3 separate regions of the Homo sapiens genome follow, and regions 1 and 2 are each linked to region 3. Evidence: chromatin contacts called from ENCODE Hi-C or POLR2A ChIA-PET data. All regions are on one chromosome and are shown on one strand. Each heading gives the region's core, a stretch centred on a gene start or an enhancer-like site at or near the end of the contact. The rest is flanking DNA. Distances are from core to core; before and after follow the strand shown.

Evidence for each region. Hi-C counts contacts between places; a loop is a spot of excess contacts on that map. ChIA-PET counts read pairs that join two places held with the same protein, here RNA polymerase II (POLR2A). Pooled maps may share reads with other maps.
Region 1: a loop to region 3 is called in a pooled map, with 2.3 times the contacts of the local background. The contact joins the promoter of RIMKLA here to the enhancer-like site in region 3. A Hi-C loop is called at or near these places in 1 of 50 pooled maps.
Region 2: a loop to region 3 is called in a map of dorsolateral prefrontal cortex, with 3 times the contacts of the local background. The contact joins two enhancer-like sites. A Hi-C loop is called at or near these places in 1 of 168 maps with a recorded cell type or tissue (dorsolateral prefrontal cortex), 1 of 37 single-sample maps with no recorded cell type and 6 of 50 pooled maps. POLR2A ChIA-PET finds 5 or more read pairs at or near these places in 1 of 52 experiments (A549).

Annotation. Positions count from the first base shown.
Region 1 is chr1:42,379,507-42,382,226 of GRCh38, reverse strand. RIMKLA (ribosomal modification protein rimK like family member A) reads right to left here and starts at 1,435. Exons shown (of 5, transcript NM_173642.4): 1 at 1,130-1,435. The coding sequence starts at 1,292. RefSeq lists silencers at 1,219-1,438, 1,519-1,638, 1,649-1,828.
Region 2 is chr1:42,175,856-42,178,555 of GRCh38, reverse strand. It overlaps FOXJ3 (forkhead box J3), which reads left to right. Exons shown (of 13, transcript NM_014947.5): 13 at 1-2,008. Among named protein-coding and RNA genes, the nearest start is that of GUCA2A, 12 kb to the right of the region's middle. Within about 2 kb of position 1,400, at least 6 of the 41 ENCODE cell types and tissues checked have a DNase peak (open chromatin) inside an H3K27ac peak, as active enhancers do; they include dorsolateral prefrontal cortex, where a contact is called at or near this core.
Region 3 is chr1:42,258,083-42,260,842 of GRCh38, reverse strand. All of the region lies in intron 4 of FOXJ3 (forkhead box J3), which reads left to right. Among named protein-coding and RNA genes, the nearest start is that of FOXJ3, 76 kb to the left of the region's middle. RefSeq lists a silencer at 1,350-1,399. Within about 2 kb of position 1,307, at least 6 of the 41 ENCODE cell types and tissues checked have a DNase peak (open chromatin) inside an H3K27ac peak, as active enhancers do; they include dorsolateral prefrontal cortex, where a contact is called at or near this core.

The DNA.
Region 1 (2,720 bases), core at 186-2,685, 120 kb before region 3:
ATGGTATATTTCTCCAACAGGATATACAATCTGATATTAAGTATGAGGGACTTCGATAAACTTGGAGATGAAAAATCTATAACAGATATATTCCACTCAGAAACAGGTCATATTCAAAATCTCACTTGTAAGTAGTCTTTCCGAATTTGAAATTCCTTCCCCTGCCAAAGCAAAGTAACAGATTACGAGCTTATTTAACCATTAATAATTGTTGAAATAATGCGAACAGTATCCCAAGATGCACCCTGAACTGGGCGCAAATCCTTTTGAGTCCTGGACTCCCTGAAATGGTTGGATGCCTCCAGTGGAGCCCCAGAGACACTCAAACAGCAAGCCAGAGGGTTTTCTGCGTCAGGGATTCCTAAATCAGAGAGGCCTGTATTAAGGATATACGAAAAAATAATTAACCTTTTGAGGTCAAACCCACAGATGACAACCATGTCTTACCCACAAAAGTCTCCTGAACACAGCAGTGGAGTGATCAGTGAGGCCAGAACTGTCTGAACCTGAAATCCCGGCTCTTCTGGAATCAGAATTCAACGCTGCTAGGGAGAAGGATGAGTTAAACCCATCAAAGGTCTACACTCCCACTTTACACTCGAGAAGTGACTCCAATCTTTCTCAGATTTCCCCCATATGTGGCTTTCTAGTTTGGAAATAATATTCTATGTGGTGCACATTACTGATGCTCACACACTCCCAAAAAACTTTTTTAAAACAGTCATCTTAATAGTAATTTTGTAAATCTGGTGTGGATTTCTAGAAACCTCAGAGTCTAAACTGTCAAGGTATTGATGCGAGCAGGATTTGCAAATGTGGGGTTTAACAGCCTGATTTTCCTCGGACACCTGGGTGGCTTCAGGTGAATTCGGGTTTCTCACAAAATGAAGTCCCCTAAGTAAATTAAATCGCGTTCTCGAATCTTGGCCTCGGGGCAGGTGGTGGTGGTTAAAGAAGCTATGAAGGTTAGCGGCTTTCTCCAACCCCAAGAAGTCTCGCAGCTAGAGTGCGGCTAGTGTGCGGGCCCGAAGGAGACTCTGCTGCGGGAGGCCCGGCGAGCGCGCCCACCCGACCGGCTCTCGTGGACCCCGGCGCGCCTCCCTGCCCTCCCCGGGCCCGCCTCGCTCACCGAGGTGGCCGCCGACGATGGTGACGGCGATCTGGTCCATAAGCACCGCCCGGAAGCGCACGTCCTGCTCGGAGCAGCGCTGCCGGAGGGCGCGCAGGATCTGCACCTGCGGGTAGTCCTCGCGGATGCGCCGGTCCGTCAGGAACCAGAGCTGGGAGCACATGGCGGCCAGGGCGGTGCGCCCCGCGCGGCGCGGACCCCTCGGCGCCCCGGGCCGCTCGCTCAGTAGGGCGAGCGGAGGGGCGGCCGGCGTCCGGGGCGAGCGCGCCACGGCTCCGCTCCCGCGGGTGCGCCAGGCGTCTCTGCAGCCCTGACCCAGCGAATCCGCCCGGCCACTCAGCGCCGCCGTCGGCCCCGCCAGCCAATCAGCGCGCGGCGGCGGGCGCTGGCGGCTGCAGAAGCGACCCTGGCGGGCGGTGCCGGGGAAGGACGGCGGGTGGGGGGCTTGCGGCGGCGGGGGAAAGGACCCGGGGTTCCGGGGAGCGAGCCGCCGGCGGGCGCAGGCGAGGCGGAGGAGGGCAGCCCCGGCAGGCCCCGGACACCCGGTGGACGTGGCGCTGCGGGCTGGGGTGGGACAGCCGGAGCAGGAGGGGCCGGGGCGGCGGCCCTGTGAGGCTCGGAGGGTTTCCGAGCTGACGGGCCAGAGATGCGCAGTGGGCGGCGGATGCGTCTCCCAGGCGATCCCGGGCGCTCGGGGGCTGGGACACGGGCGGACGCCTGCTGAGCCCCGGACAGGGAGGGCCTCGGGGACGTCCCAAAGGAGATTCCGGGGTATGGCGAAGGTCACACGGCTAGGTCCCCAGTTGGACCCTAAAGCATTGGAAGGAGAGGGATTTCTCTGCCGAAATCCTAGCCTGAAGCCCCACGGGGGTGGGGGAGGATGTAGGAGAGGGGGAAGTTGAGTCTTACCCACCTCCCATTCAGATAATTTGAAAGTGCATTTCCTGGGGTCTCAGATTTTCTTACACTGGACATCCCCTCCTAGGTTTCAGCAGGTCTGAGCCTTCACAGACTCGAGGTCATAAAAAATTGACCTAGCATCCTTTTCAGTTAGAAGGACCACTGGCTGGTCTCCCTTCACCACTCCCGCTCTCCCCAGGCCATACAACTGAGTCATCTTTAAACACTGTCCTTGGTCCTGGCCAATTGCAAACCCTGCCTGCAGACAATAGTGTTTGAAGCCAGATTTTCCTTTCTAAATAACTGCAGGATTGAAGTTAGCCATTTTTGGAGACTGCATTTGCTCTTCCAGTTCATTAAAATATGCCTTTTTTTAATTTCTTTTTTGGCTTAGGGAAGCAAGAGTAGTTTCAAGGTAGACCCAGCAATGGCAACTTAGAAATGGGGTAAGTTGTCTCAGGGAAGGCACAGGCTTCTCTGTAAATATTGTGCAGGTGTGTGCATTTACTCACTAAGATGAGCCTATAGGAAAGTTCTGTATACTGGAATTTCAAAAGTTATTTTTCAAGCAATGTTTTTCTTTTTTTTTTTTTTTTTTTTTTTTGAGACGGAGTCTCGCTCTGTGGCCCAGGCTGGAGTGCTGTGGCGCGATCTCGGCTCACTGCAAGCTCTGCCTGCCGGGTTCATGCCG
Region 2 (2,700 bases), core at 151-2,650, 82 kb after region 3:
GCCTCAGCCTCCTAGAGTGCTGGGATTACAGACATGAGCCACTGCGCCTGGCCCAGCGTTACTTTTCTTGATAAGAATTTACAGATAAGACACTCAGAGAGACATTGTGTCATTCTCTATCATCACTCCTTTTACCATGTGAATAGATTTCTCTGTCTTGGCATTCTTGCTGATTCAGACTTATTAGTTAAATCGGATTTTTCTGGAATTTGAATCAGATTTCATTTGGGCAACAACAGCAGGGCAGGGTTTCTAAAGCAGGTTTCCCCACTCATCTAGGTTGTCTTGAAAGGAGGATAGAGCCACTTACAGTTTTATTTGCTTCAGTGTTTAATGTAGATATTATGTGGCCTGCTGTTTCTGTTGTCTTGTATGTCTGTGTATGCATGACATTTGGTCCCTTTCTTTGAAATGCAGCCCCTCTTACGGGTTTTTTAGTGGTGGTGGTTTGTTTTGTTTCATATCATATCACAGTTTGCATGGACTGATTATCTTAGTTTTATGATAAAACTAGAAGAAATGAGGGTTTTTTTTTAATGAATAGATTTTGAATTGATTCTTTAGACCCCCCAAAAAGTGTCAGTTCTAATGGGGAAATATATTCCATCAAGTCAAAGAGTAATAACTGCTCACTAGTTGCTTTTTAGCATCTCTGGTCTTATCAGCCATGCTAAATCACTTTAATTAGCCTTAGTGATTCTATGGTTGAGTAATCTCTACTTGAACTAAACAAACATCTTTTGTTTCTGTGTGTGTGTGCTGTGTGTGAGAGTGTGCGCGCGCGTGTGTGTGTGTGTGTTTTAATGGAGTGTTGCCTTGAATGAATCACTGGGAAGCCAGCCATGGTAAGGGCTGGTGAGGTTGGGGAGAAAGGAAGAGCTTTATGTTTCTCTGTTGTTTGGACCCTACTTGGCATGAAAAAGGAAGCTCAGTTCCAGCCCCTTGGATCAACGAAAATCAGAGGATTCTGGAAAGGCAGCCAACTTGCGCCTCTTAGAAGGATCAGAGGCAAGATGAGATGGCAGCCTGCAGAGTAAATGCTTGAAAAAAGAGGGGTGATTTTCAATGGTTTGCTTAAGTCACTGTTTTCTAGACACCAAAATAGCTGTTTTGAAACTGTTTTAATTGCTTGGGTAGCAATGTGCACTTTAAACAATTTGGATATTGGAATGCAGTCTCATACTGAGTGATTTGAGTAGAACCACTGATGATGATTTTATAAATTGTGTGAAGCGAATTTCCCATTTGGCAATCATTTACTGATTTGCAGTGATGAATATTTTTATGAGAATTTAAACTTAGCAAGAATGGCCATGGAGGCAAAGCCTTCACCCAGACCCATCCCACTCTCCTGTGATCCAGGTGGTCCAGGAGCCCAGGACAGGCCTTTTCTGTGGGCCCTGGCCAGACAGGGTTACCTGGTGAGGTGCAGAGAGTCCCTCTAGTGGCCATTTTGTATGGTAGTTGCTAATGCAGAACAAGTTCTGTCTTGGGCTTAAATTGACTGAAGACTTTAGGGGGAAAGAATAGTAAATGCATGTAAACAAATGGGGACACTCTGTTCAGGAGAATAATCCGACTGGCATTTGTGGCAGTTTTTGAAATGTAAATGTATTCATGTGTGTTCTTGTAAATACGTGTCGCTCAGATGTCCTTTGAAGTGGGAGGGAATCAATCCGGGGATAATTTCAAATGGAATAGAGTATTTTGATATTGTTCATTCAGAGGGTGATGTGTACATATCTATATTGTATATATGTGATGAAAATGCATTGGCTTTTTGTGCAGATACAACCTGCTCTCTGTACTGCTGTTGGACAGTCAGTGTTTTAATGTTTCTACAGTTTTGCTATTGCACGATTTCATATTTTGCCTCTATGATGAACGGCAACCATTATTTGTAACTGTTTAGTGCTGTAAAGAAATATTCCAAGTGTCATTAGGATTGTTGCTGCCAGAACTGATATGCATGAATGGCACTTAAAATAAATATATTATGTTAACTCTATTTACAACACTGATTGGTCTCCGTTGTTTGCTGTAATTGAAGAAGTGAGAATGGAGCTAGTCCAGGTGCAGAAACCCCACAGCCAGGACCCCAGAGTCCTTGGGGTCACTGAGATTGTGTCCTTTGCATTACTACCTGAGGACAGTAATTGCTGCCATTTAGTGAGCATCTTATTAGCTCCATGAACTTGGGGAAGTCACTGGATTTCCCTGGGCCTCATTTTCCTTATTTGCAGCGCCAGTACAATGAGGATAGTATCTGCCTCCTAGAGTTGTAGTGGGATTTACATAAATCAGTACATTTAAACATTTAGGACAGCACATGGGACATAAAGCATACTGGTACTCAGTATGTGCCAGGTGCTGTGCTAAGTAGATATTGTGGTCCTCCTTTTACCGACATGGGAACAGCTCAGATAGAGGTATAGAAACTTGTCTAGATTCTTCAGTTGGCAGGTGATAGAGCAGAGGTTTGAATCCAGGTCATTTGATTCCAGGCATCATGTTTTTTGCACAATCCTCTCATACTTACTGAGGGAATTCCCCTCTCCCTACCCCCTGCCCTTGCCCCATCTTGTCCCCAGCACTGCCTTCCCAGAGCTATTTCCAAAAGGTGAAAGTGGGGCTTTACATTTGCTGAGCACATATTCTGTGTTAAGCCCTCTCATGAGAAATCCAGAGATGAGGAAGCCG
Region 3 (2,760 bases), core at 58-2,557:
TAGGGGTGTAGGGGTTGGGGAATCTTTGTCTTGCCTGGGAATGGGAAGTTGTAAAGCCTCAGTGACCATAGAGATTGGGTTCTCCTGGTTTGTGAGGAAATAACAAATTCACTGCTAAGAGACTAACTTTTGAAACTTACAGGATTGTGATTTTTTTTTCTTTAAAAATTTCTTTTGAGACAGGATCTTGCCCTTTTGCCCAGTGCAGTGGTGCTCTCATAGCCTACTGGGCTCAGGTGATTCTCCAGAGTAGCCAGGATGACAGCACATGCCACCATGCCTGGCTAAGTTTTTGAAATTTTTTGTGGAGATGGAGTTCTCACTATGTTGCCTGGACTGGTCTTGAACTCCTGGCCTCAAGTGATCATCCTGCCTTGGCTTCCCAAAGTGTTGAGATTAGAGGTGTGAGCCACCACGTCTCACAAATTATGAATTTTTTTCTATTCCTATTCTGTAGCTTAGTATAAGGGACCATAACATAGTTGACTGATCTTTCTTTTCAAAGGGTATTCTTTTTGGGGGGGCTATATTAGTATTATGTTATATTTATTTGTAAATTGCTTGTTAATCTCTGGTATCCCATTTTGGTCATTTTCTTTAAAAAATATGTAGAAAAACTGGAGAGGTTTGAGGGAACATAAAATATAACATTAAATGATGAACAGTGTTGTAGGAGTCGTAGGTATTACCTTAAAGAAGGAAGATAAGAGTATAATTTTAATGCTAGTCTTAAGTAAATGCATGATTTTTGTAAAGAAGATGATGACTGTTTATCTGTGTTTCTGTACAAACTAAACAGGAAGTAGGACTGAAGGATAAGCAAGAGTTTGGTTGGACCGAAATAAGAATGTCATATTTATTGAAGTGAAAAAACACTGATACAGCTTCCCAAGGGAGACTTTAGAGTTTGTCACTTCTGAAGCACTTGAATAGATGAGGTTGCTAGCATTTGTCATTTTAACTCATGGTAGATAAGAACTCGAGTTGAAGGCTGGAAGAGGATATGATCAAGTTTAGCTGAGGGACGAGTCAGAGCAAAGCTGGGTAGAATCAGGAATTAAGGGAATTAATATAAGTACTAACGTGAGATCCAAGAGTGAAGAAATGGATTAGTGCCATTGAGTGATTGTCGAGACAGAGGTGAATTATGAATGTGAGGCATTCCATTAGACAAACCAAGGTTAGAAAGCTAAGGTATTCAGAAGATTAGAAAGATTGAGTTAGATAGAAGTGAGAGTCTGATTCAGGGAGATAACACTGCAGAAGCTGAAAGAAGTTTTGGCCTAGAGCCCTGACGTTAATACTGTTTGAGCAGTGTGGTTGCAGCTGCCTTTTGTTGAGACATACAGTGTTCTCTGTTCTCTTTTTAAAGTTGGAAGAGAACATTTTGTTGTTGTTGGCCTCTTTTTTCTTTTCCAGATCTAAACTACTTTAAAAAAATAACATTATACCTAGAAATTTAAAAAAAATTATATATGGTGAAATTTACTCTTTGGTGTGTAATTCTATTAGTTTCAACAAACACAGCGTAACCATCACTGTAATCAAAATAGAGAACAGTATTCCAGATTGTCACTTGGTAGTCAGCCCTTTCCCTCATCCCCAGGCCTTTGCAACTACTGATCTGTTTGTGTCCCTATAATTTTGCCTTTTCCAAAATGCCATATAAATGGGACTCATATAGTACATGGCCTTCTGAGTCTGGCTTTTTTGCTTTAGTATAATGTATTTGAGAGCTATCCATGTCGTTGTGCATATCAGCAGTTTTGTTTCATTTCATTGCATATATTCCATCACACGGATTTATCAGAGTTTAATCACTATTTGAAAGACATGTTTTTGTTAGTTGTATGATCATTTGACCATCAAGTTACTTTCTTTTCGGCTTAGACTTGACAGATATTGAGCTATAACACTCAAGTAGTAACATAATAGTCAAGTTAAGCTGCCTTGTGAGTGGATTATGTAGGTGAGCCATCTGTTTCTTGGGAATTCGTTATGATATAGTAAAACTTTATCTCTAACTTAAAGTTTCTAAAAGGATTGATTGGCACTATGATTTAAAAGCAAGATATGTCTGTTAATCCCTTAATAGGATGTACTTTTTAAGTATCTTTAACATTTAGGGGAATTGTTTACTATACCACAGTCAATATGCCAATTACATATTTTAATCCATTAAGAGTAAATTTCTTAACACTCTAGGCTTAATTTGATGATCAATGTATTTAAAAGTAATAAAAACTTGTATTTGTTCAAAAAGGGTATTTCAAGGACCTAAGCAGGCATTGGAATAGTTGTTATCCACATGTTCATTCGGTCAACTAGCCAGACAAGCAGACTGCCTTTGAGTACTTACTGTGTGTTGTGGTCTCAGTAGCTATTTAACCTATTGTCCAAGCTAGAAACTTCTGAGAATGAAAGTGGTGCTATTCTTAACTATGTTTGGGGAACAGTTATAAAGCAGGATTGAAACTCCAAGTATGGTTGCTCTAGATCTGTGGTGCATGCAAATGCTGTGCCTGAGCAGTTACCAGGAACAGCATCCTAAGAAGTTGGGAGAAAACAAGGCAAACAAATCTTTTGAAGTTGGATTGCCAAAATAAACTGGGAGAGGTTAAAAAAATAAAAGATGAAGGCATGGTATAAAGCCAAAGAAGTCAGGGACAAGAGGAATCCAGCTCCTGAGATGAATATGCATTGAAAGCTAAGGAAGAGCAGAGAATTGTCTATGATGATTCCCTTTACCAACGGGCATAT